Regions from separate parts of the Homo sapiens genome. Here region 2 is linked to region 1. Evidence: read pairs that join two places in POLR2A ChIA-PET (ENCODE). Cell type or tissue: PC-9. All regions are shown on one strand. Each heading gives the region's core, and the rest is flanking DNA. Links, peaks and the distances in the headings are about the cores only.

Evidence for each region. ChIA-PET counts read pairs that join two places held together with the same protein. Peaks named below come from ENCODE experiments on the same cell type or tissue, not always from the same donor. Only the 100,000 strongest peaks of a DNase experiment are listed, where the experiment ranks them.
Region 2: POLR2A ChIA-PET joins it to region 1 with 11 read pairs; 2 of 35 experiments call an interaction of 5 or more read pairs at or near these places.

Annotation. Positions count from the first base shown.
Region 1 is chr12:120,922,572-120,927,960 of GRCh38, reverse strand. No RefSeq gene overlaps it. Among named protein-coding and RNA genes, the nearest start is that of XLOC_009911, 21 kb to the right of the region's middle. RefSeq lists enhancers at 1,180-1,729, 1,695-2,894. In PC-9, for the core only: no CTCF peak of the experiment used is centred there; a DNase peak (open chromatin) is centred at 2,110; H3K27ac peaks cover 1,832 bases.
Region 2 is chr12:120,770,687-120,776,075 of GRCh38, reverse strand. The region is part of intron 6 of SPPL3 (signal peptide peptidase like 3); the gene reads left to right. Among named protein-coding and RNA genes, the nearest start is that of ACADS, 48 kb to the right of the region's middle. RefSeq lists an enhancer at 4,274-4,774. In PC-9, for the core only: no CTCF peak of the experiment used is centred there; no DNase peak of the experiment used is centred there.

The sequences.
Region 1 (5,389 bases), core at 139-5,138:
ATATAATATATATTATATCTATCTATATTATATATAAGATATATTATATCTATCTATATTATATATAAGATATATTATATCTATCTATATTATATATAAGATATATTATATCTGTCTATATTATATATAAGATATATTATATCTATCTATATTATATATAAGATATATTATATCTATCTATATTATATATATTATATATTATATCCATATTATACATATATTATATATAATATATCTATATTATATATAGATATATATAATATAGATATATTATATTATATATTATATATTATATATTATATATAGTATATGTATAATATAGATATATTATACGTAATATATATAATATATGTATAATATAGTTATATTATATATATAATATATGTATAATATGATATATTATATTATATATGTATAATATGTATTATATATGTATAATATAGATATATTATATATAATATAGTATAATATAGATATATTATACTATATTATACATGTATAATATGATATATTATACATGTATAATATGATATATTATACATGTATAATATGATATATTATACATGTATAATATGATATATTATACATGTATAATATAGATATATTATATATAATATATATCTATAATATAGATATATTATATATTATATATTGTACATATATTATATATAATATATTAATATACATATATTATATATAATATATTAATATACATATATTATGTATAATATATTAATATACATATATTATGTATAATATATTAATATACATATATTATATATAATATATTAATAATATACATATATTATATATTATATATTATACATATATTATGTAATACATATTATATTATATTATACATATATTATGTAATATATGTTATACATTAATTATATAATATATAATATATATTATACATATATTATATAATATATATTATATATTATACATATATTATATAATATATATTATATATTATACATATTATATAATATATATTATATATTATACATATTATATAATATATATTATATATTATACATATATTATATAATATATATTATATATTATACATATATTATACATAAATTATATAATATATATTATATATAATATATATATATATTTTTTTGAAACAGAGTCTCACTGTCGCCCAGGCTGGAGTGCAATGCCATGATCTCGGCTCACTGCAACCTCTGCCTCCCAGGTTCAAGTGATTCTCCTGCCTCAACCTCCTTAGTAGCTGGAATTACAGGCGTGTGCCACCACACCTGGCTAATTTTTGTATTTTTAGTAGAGATGGGGTTTCACCATGTTGGCCAGGCTGGTCTTGAATTCCTGGCCTCAAGTGATCTGCCTGCCTTGGCCTCCCGAAGTGCTGGGATTGCAGGCATGAGCCAGTAAACTGGGTCCCTTTATATTCACAGCTCATCCATACCAGTTCTGCACCTGCTCTGTGCCAAGCTCTGTGCCAAGCTCCATGCCAGGTGGGCAGCGAGGAGCAACAGGGTAGAGCTTCCAGGGTAGCAAGGGAGATAACAGTCAAGTAACCAGATGAGTCAAGGTAAACTGAGCAGTGATACGGGAATGGCCGAGGTGCTGGAGCTGAGAGGCCAGGGAAGACTCGGTTATTTGAGTCACCATGGAATGAGCTCGGAGCAGAAGGGTCACATCTGTTTCCTTTTCTTGGGTAGCATTCCCAGGCCTCGCCTTGTTGGGGGTCCTTGTCTCACCTGAGAAGTCAGGTTCTCCCAACAGCTGACTCAGGATAGCAGATCAGCTCTGTTTTTCCCCCGTCAAGCCAACGCCAGGGGTTTCTCAGTTGGGGAATGAGGCTGACTACGACAGGATCCTCTGAACCACTGGCAGCGGCCAGAGGGGTTTGAGACATGCTTCTACCTGCCCAGGTAGGCCCAGGCTGTAGGGCAGGGGCGTCACCTATGACTCATCTCAGGCAACGCTGGGAAGACTATTGTCATTCTACCCTAGTGCTAGGCCTCTGGGACAGGATCTGAGCAGAGACGCTCATGAAAATCGGGACTTGTGATCACTGGCACAACCTCCACCCCCATCCCCCAGCAGGGGCCTTGGTGAAATTTGAGATTCATTTCCAACTCCTCCTGTGGGAAGGAGGTGTGGACCTTGATGTCAGCATTTCTTAGGGAATGGCTGGACCTCAGAGGCAGCATCTGAGACACTGGCTTAAGGGGACAGCCACGGGGCAGTGATTCCTCCCAAATACTCACCAGCCATTTGTTTGTTTGTTTGGAGACCGAGTCTCACTTTGTCGCCCAGGCTGGAGTACAGTGGTGTAATCATAGCTCACTGAAGTCTTCACCTCCTGGGCTCAAGTGATCCTTCTACCTCAGCCTTCCCATAGATGGGACTGCAGCGTGTGCCACTATGCCTGGCTAATTAAAAAAAAAAAATACTTATCATGGCACCGGCTAATATTTTTATTTTTTGTAGAGACAGCGTCTGGCTCTGTTGCCCAGGCTGGAATGCAGTGGCATGATTATAGCTCACTCCAGCCTTGAATTCCTAGGTTCAAGTGATCGTCCTGTCTCAGTCTTCAAAGTAGCTGGGACTACATGAGACTACAGGTGTGCGCCACCATATCTGGTTTTGTTTTGTTTTGTTCTGTTTTTTGGTAGAGACAGGGTCTTGTTATGGTGCCCAGACTCGTCTCAACCTCCTGGCCTCAAGCGATCCTCCTGCCTTGGCCTCCCAAAATGCTAGGATTACAAGCATGAGCCACCGTGCCTGGCTACCCTTTGCTCCTTCTTCCTTAGAATCACCTCCTTCAATGCCCACTCAGTTCCTCTCTTTGTGCCCCCATCTCAGTCACTCAAACCCAGACCCTTCCACTTCCTGGGGTACCACATGGCCCTGGATTCAAAGCCTAACCCCACCATCCACCTATGACCTGTCTGCCCTTCCACCATCTCTTTACCTTCTCTATGTGTCCGTTTCAAGTTTTTGTTTTGTTTTGTTTTTGTTTTTTGAGACAGAGTCTCACTCTGTCGCCCAGGCTGGAGTGCAGTGGCGCAATCTCGGCTCACTGCAACCTCTGCCTCCCAGGTGCAAGCAATTCTCCTGCCTCAACCTCCCAAGTAGCTGGGATTACAGGCACACACCACCACACCTGGCTAATTTGTTTTGTATTTTTTTAAATAGAGACGGGATTTCACCATGTTGCCCAGGCTGGTCTTGAACTCCTGAGTTTAAGTGATCTGCCCGCTCCAGCCTCCCAAAGTGCTGGGATTACCACGCATGAGCCACTGCACCCGGTCTAGTTTTATGTTATATAAAACAGGAACAAAGAGTCCAGCTTATCTGGGTGTGGTGGCTCACACATATAATCCTAGCACTTTGGGAGGCTGAGGTGGAATGACTGCTTGAGCTCAGGAGTTCAAGACCAGCCTGGGCAACACGGTGAAAACTCATCTTTATTTTTAAAAAATGAAATAAAACAGGCCGGGTTCGGAGGCTCATGCCTGTAATCCCAGCACTTTGGGGGGCTGAGGCAGGTGGATTACCTGAGGTCAGGAGTTCAAGACCAGCCTGGCCAACATGGTAAAACCCTGTCTCTATTAAAAATACAAAAAATTAGGCGGGGGTGGTGGTGGGCACCTGTAATCTCAGCTACTTGGGAGGCTGAGGCAGAAGAATTACTTAAACCTGGGAGGTGGAGGTTGCAGTGAGCCAAGATCGTGCCACCACACTGCAGCCTGGGTGATAGAGCAAGACTCTGTCTCAAAAAATAAAATAAAATGAAATAAAACAAAAAGAGTCCAGCCTTATAGCGTTGTTATCAAAATTCTCATCCAGCAAATATTATATGAGTTAAGAGATATGAGGCACTTTGAAGAGTCCCTGACACATAGTAAGCCCTCAATAAATGGTAGCTGTTTTACTGTTGCCATAATTAAATAGTTAGCAAGTATCTATTCTACTAGATGTTGGGTATTTGATGAGGAAAACAGACACCGTTGCAGTGATTATGTAAGATAAAGGATGTATAGCACCTGTCACCTAGGGGGGCCCCAATTAATGGTGGGTCCTCCTCTCTTCCTTCCCAGCTCTGAGGCCCCTCCATTGTTCTCATTGTCCACGGAAACCTACAGATCTGACATGTGCTGGAGGCTGAGTGAACGCTTCTGGCCGCAGAGGAACCCCAAAGGACTGCTCCAGGTGCTAGTCATCTTGGGGTGTGCCACTTAGGAAAGGTTTCCATGGGGAGGAGTCCTGAAGAAAAATTTGCCAGATGGGAGGATGAGAGCAAGCTTCGAGGGTGTTGGCTGAGTCCTCTTCTATCCACCAACCTGCTCATCCAGCGTCTAGAAATAGGGCGTTAAAAGTTTGACTTAGGCTAGGGGTGGTGGCTCACGCCTGTAATCTCAGCACTTTGGGAGGTTGAGGCTGGCGGATCACTTGAGGTCAGGAGTTCAAGACAAGCCTGGCCAACATGGCGAAACCCCATCTCTAATAAAAATACAAAAATTAGCTGGGAGTGGTGGCAGGTCCTGTAGTCCCAGCTAATCAGGAGGCTGAGGCAGGAGAATCAATTGAGGTGGAGGTTGTAGTGAGCCAAGATCTTGCCACTACACTCCAGCCTGGGCGACAGAGTGAGAATCTGTCTCAAAAAAAAAAAAAAAAAGAAAGAAAAGAAAAGAAAAGAAAAAGAAAAACCAATTACACTCTGATGAATAATACAATCTTTAAAAAAAAAAAAAAGGTCAGGCACGGTGGCTCACGCCTGTAATCCCAGCACTTTGGGAGGCCGAGGCGGGCAGGCGGATCACGAGGTCAGGAGATCGAGACCATCCTGGCTAACACGGTGAAACCCCGTCTCTATTAAAATACAAAAAATTAGCCGGGCGTGGTGGCGGGCACTGGCAGTCCCAGCTGCTAGGGAGGCTGAGGAACCCGGGAAGTGGAGTTTGCAGTGAGCAGAGATGGCACTTCAGCCTGGGCGACAGAGCGAGACTGCATCTCAAAAAATAATAATAATAAATAAATAATAAAAAATAAAAAAAAGAAGACTTTGACTTAGCCTGGGCAACATGGTGAAAACTTCTCTACAACAAATATAAAAATTAGCCAGGCATGGTGGCATGTGCCTGTAGTCCCAGCTACTTGGGAGGCTGAGGTGGGAAGATGGCTTGAGCCCAGGAGGTTAAGGCTGCAGTGAGCCATGATTGTGCCATTGCACTCCAGCCTGGGTGACAGAGTGAGACAAAAAATGAAAAAAAAATTTTTTAAAAAGAGCTTGCCTTTCTTGGGTCCTCTTAGTTAAGCGTGGTTTCCACTTAGAATCCTCTGTCTCAGGCCCAACTCTCAGGAACAGAGGTGGTGGGCACTTTCAACTATCTAAGTCTGGCTTTGT
Region 2 (5,389 bases), core at 328-5,327, 150 kb after region 1:
CTCAGACTAGTGTTTGACTTGTTTTCTGCTGTCACAGTAGTCTGGCTTTCTAGCCATGTTGTGTAATACACTGTAGTGTCTTGCTCTCTGCTGTGAATATTATCTTTCAGACTTCTCTGCAGAATCTGAAATCATCTTGTAAGCAGTGATATTTGGTGGCTGGGTTTTTTTTTTAATTAGTGTTTCTTAACTGAAGTCTGTTCTTTGAAGTTAATTTAGAGTGAAAACAGGATAATAAATTATTTTCAGGGCTACACTAAGAAGTATTAACATTAAGAATGGACTTCGGGATTTTCCCGAACTGAAGTCTAGGGCTGTTTTATCTACTCTCAGTTTCATCTGGCAAATTAACCTTTCAAATTTGGGAAGACTTGAAAGAGTTGGACCTATGGGTGATGGTATGTTAGCTAAAAGCTGATGAATATTGAGTACACACCCCTAGTGATCAAGGATCATAGAACCTGGTTTACAGTCTATCCCCTGCCTAGTTCAGGGACTAACAGAATCTTGACAGATGTCTGATTCAGTCCCCTCGTTTTATAGCAATTGCTACTAACCTATGATTAGAACATGTTTAGGGCCAGAAATCTAACAATTGATATTTTGTTTTAAAATGCTACACTCAACCGGGCACGGTGGCTCACACCTGTAATCCCAACTCTTTGGGAGGCGAAGGTGGGCAGATCAGTTGAGGTCAGGAGTTGGAGACCAGCCTGGCCAACATGGTGAAACCCCATCTCTACTAAAAATAAAAAAATTAACCAAGGTGTGCTGGCATGCACCTGTAGTCCCAGCTACTTGGGAGGCTGAGGCAGGAGAATCACTTGAACCTGGAAGGCAGGGGTTGCAGTGAGCTGAGATTGCACCACTGCACTCCAACCTGGGCAACAGAGTGAGACTCTGCCTCTAAATAAATAAATAAATAAAATGCTACACTCTTGGTGCGCTGACTCCACATAGGGCATAGATATCTAGAGAGCCTGTATCGCGAATGTGAGCACTGCTTAGAAACCTTACAGGTTATGTCATCCTCGTAGAGAACATTTGAGCTCGGTTTGGTGTCACTGTCTTTGTCCCTGACTCACTGGTTGTAGAAGACAATGTAATACAGAGATATCAGTGATAAATTGAAAATAACTCTAGCTAAATGGCTAAGATTAATCATTTACTTCCCCCAACACTTTTGGTTAATGTACATTTAACCAAAAGTTAAGTGTGTTGGTAAACCTATAAGAGAGAGTCTCAGGAGTGTCTAAAGCCGCAAGGGAAAGAGAGCACCTCCCTTCACTTTAGCCTTGAAAAGCCCTGAGGAGGAGGTAAGATTTTTTAAGGGTTACTTGAATGACAGAATGAAAGGCAGGCAAACTAGATTGAGAGCATGTTCTGGGAATACGACATTGCTTGTGGCAGTGTTCGCTGGGTCAGAGTGGTATTTATTCCACATGCCTCTAAGAGCCTTCTCTGAGACAGTCAAAAGGATGCCTTCTGCCTCTTCATACACGGAACTTAGACTAGAGTGGGGAGGACCTAGATGGTCTAATTGGAAAGAGGGTGTTCAGCTTAACGCAGATGGAGAGAAGGGATAGGCTGAGGAATAGGAACCCGTTCAGACAGATGCCAAGGCAGAGCCAGCATGGTGCTCAGCTCCACTCTGTGGAGGTTGTGCCTCCTGAGTTTATGCAACTTTATAATTAGACTTGATTCGTCATAGAGAAGGGAACCTGGTGACCTTCAGGCAGGAAATTATGTGAACAGATGTTTGACAGTGGCAGTGAACAGTACATGGGAAAGAGTAAGAGGGAGGGAGGGAAAGGAGACACAGCAAAGTAGGAAGTGGGTGGAGGTGTGAGCAAGGTCTGCAGTAACAGTAAAGGATAACACCTCAGAATGGCTGCAGATTTCATGTGTATGATGAGAGGCTGTGATGTGTTGAAGATGAACCCAGACTTTCTTATTTGGAAGGTTAGGATAGAATGACACTGTCTGGAGTCATGGAAAACCCAGTCACTGAGCAGTCTGTTCCATGTTTAGTTTAGACGCAGGTGGAGGAGGATTAGCATGAGATGAATGACAAAGCAGCAGGTGGATGCTCAGACCTTGTGACCTTTCAAGGCTCCTGCGCAGTTAGGATGAAGTGATTCTATGGCAAATTGAGTACAAAAGTTCAGGAAGGGCCAGACGCGGCGGCCCATGCCTGTAATCCCAGCACTTCGGGAGGCTGAGGCAGGTGGATCACCTGAAGTTAGTAGTTCAAGACCAGCCTGACCAATATGGTGAAACCCCATCTCTATTAAAAATGCAAAAATTAGTTGGGCATGGTGGCGGGCGCTGGTAGTCACTTGAGAGTCACTTGAACCTGGGAGGCACAGGTTGCCGTGAGCCAAGCTTGTGCCACTGCACTCAGCGTGGGCGACAGAGCAAGACTCCATCTCCAAAAAGAAAAGGTCAGGAAGGGACAGGTCGTCTACATGTGTCACAGAGGCGAATAAACTTACCCCGAGGAGCCTGGCCTCTTGCTTCTCTGTTCAGTCTGTTTCCCTGCCCCGCTTTTGGTTACTGGTGAGCTGCATCATTCAGTCCTCTGACCCTCACTCCCCGCAGACTCCTGTCTCCCGTCTGTCCATCCTAGGCCTTCTGTTACTTTCTTCGTGCCCTTGATGCCTTGCATTCCATGTATTCACCTGTAAGTCCATGAACAGATCACCCTAGCCAGTATCTATACACAAACCTGTGTCTCACCTGTGCTCTGGCCCGATGGGCTTCCCACCTGCTGCTGACCACTGTTGTTCCTCCAGCCAGATGAGCTGCTCCCTGGTAATGTCCTGGTTATTGACTCATGACACAACCAAATCTTTGTTTCCTAAAGATGATGATCATGGGAGGTCCTGTCCTTTCAAATATGCGTGTGAGTTGATCAGAGCAGGGGCTCTGGGTACATCTCTCAGTGTCCTAAACATCATGTTTCAGTCATCCCTTTGCAGCTCTGAATGCTCTGAGCTTTGTCAAGCCTCACTGACTAATACATTTCATTAGGTTCATTTCAAATGACATGCATTTGTATACATTTTACCAGGTTGGTTGTATGAATTTATTTAAAAATTAAAGGAGACCTTAGTATAATAAACATTCTATATGATTATAAAGTCAGGAATTAGATCTTGACCACATCTCTCCAGAACTCACACTGCAGCTCACCCTGTAACTCAGTGAGCGCTTGATAACAGTGATGATAGTGGAGATGAAGATATATATTTTGCTCTTCCTAGGTTGAATACTGTCTTTCCAACTCCTCTGAGTTGTAGGGATGAGGCAGCTTTTTCTCCTCTGTGTTTATATTAGCACCGTGCACACAGTAGGAACCCATGAAACAGTAATTTAGTTGATGTGTCCAGGGTCTGCCAAGCTGCTGTATTTATCCACTTTATTACATATATTGACAATTTACCACCAGTTCTATGAAAATGAAATATATCTGTTCATATGGCTTTTTACTTTCCTTAGAATAATTTGAAATTTGAAGTTAATAGAACACAGTTTTGCATTCATTCAGCAAGTATTTATTGAATGTCTACTCTGTCAAGTGCTAGGGATCCACAGAAAGAATCAGACATGGTTTCTGTTTCCCAGGAGCACGTGGTCAGCTAGCACAGGGAATAAACTTACCAGTATGTAAATATTCACAAGGTCATAGAATGGATGAGTGAGTTGAGAGACATTCAACGTTCTATGGCACATCACATAGAAGAAGCAACTGGGCCGGGCGCGGTGGCTCATGCCTGTAATCCCAGCACTTTGGGAGGCCGGGGTGGGTGGATCACCTGAGGTCAGGAGTTTGAGACCAGCCTGACCAACATGGTGAAACCCTGTCTCTACTAAAAATGCAAAAATTAGCTGGGTGTGGTGATGGATGCCTGTAATCCCGGCTACTCGGGAGGCTGAGACAGGAGAATCACTTGAACCCAGGAGGTGGAAGCTGCAGTAAGCTGAGATTGCACCATTGTACTGCAGCCTGGGCAACGAGCAAAACTCTGTCTCAAAAAAACAAAAAAAGAGCAGCAGCAACTGACTGGTTGGATCAGGAAAGACTCTGAGAAAGGACTCCTGACCTGGCTCTTCCAGAATGAGGATGGATTTTCCATATGAAGGAGCCGGGGGCAGGACCTTCTGGGTAGAGCGTGAAAAGAACACAGTATGTGTGGAGAGCGGGAAATTGTGTTGAACTGTCTAGAAAACAGAGCCACAGGAATGCGTGTTGAGGGCTTGGGCTGTACAGTGGAGAGTGCCCTCCCTGGCCAGGGAGTTGGACATTCATCCCACCACAAGACCCCATGAAGAGTTTCTCAACAGCTCTGTGTCCTCATCAAACCTGTGTTTGCAGAACAGTGGAGGAAGAGAGCTGAAGGAGGGGAGAGGCCCTGCACCTGCCAGGCCCTGGCCTAGACTACAAGGGTGAGCACTGAGCCATGCTCTCGGGGAACCTTCACTGGAGTTGAGGGCAGTGAGAATGTTTAAAAAAAAGAAGAAATTATGTATATCAGAAGTTGAGAAATGAAAAATAAGACAAGGGCAGGAAGTATGATCTTAAATGTAATTGCAGGAAAGTCCACCTGTCATTGAGAAGCTAGTACTTGCGTGAAGAACTGTGAAAGACGAGGAGCGGAGCCAGTTGGGTTCTGGGAGGAGATCGTTCAGGCAGAGGGCACAGTAAATGCAGAGCACTGAAGCGGCGGCGTGGCCGAAGCGGCGGCATGGGGGGTAGAGTGAGGAGGCTGCTGTGGCTGGCAAAGGAAGTAGCAGGAGGTGACCTGAAGGGTCACCGTCACAGCAGGACCTTGTCAGCCAGTATGAAGACTGTGGCTTTTACTCTATGGGAAGTTGTTTAAGAGTTTTGAGCTAGGGGCCCCATAAAACCTGCCTTAGGGTTTAAGAAGCTGCTTCTGTCTGCACTGTGAAGAAGAGACTTGTTAGGGGTTAAGTTGGAGGCAGAGAGGCCAGGGAGGAGGTCATTGCAGCAATGCACGCCAGGAGAGGATGGCGGCTTAAGCCAGGCAGGGTGTAAAAGAGAGACGGGTCAAAAACGACATCACAGATTTCCGTCTGCACAATTGGAAGCAAAGAGTAAATGCTTGGAGACAGAAGACTGCACTGTTAAGAGCTGAGTTTGGACATGTTAGATTTGAGAGGCCAACTAGACAGCCAAGTATATATGTCTCTTAGGCCACAGGATGTATGAGTCTGGAGCTCCAAGAAGAGATTCAGGCTGGAAATTAAAATGTGTGAGTTGATGACATATAAGATAGATAGTGTCAAGAGCCTTGAGATTGGACGAGATCACTGAGAGAGGAAAAGATCTGAGGAAAGGCCCGTGGAGTTCTGGGAATTGAGGAGG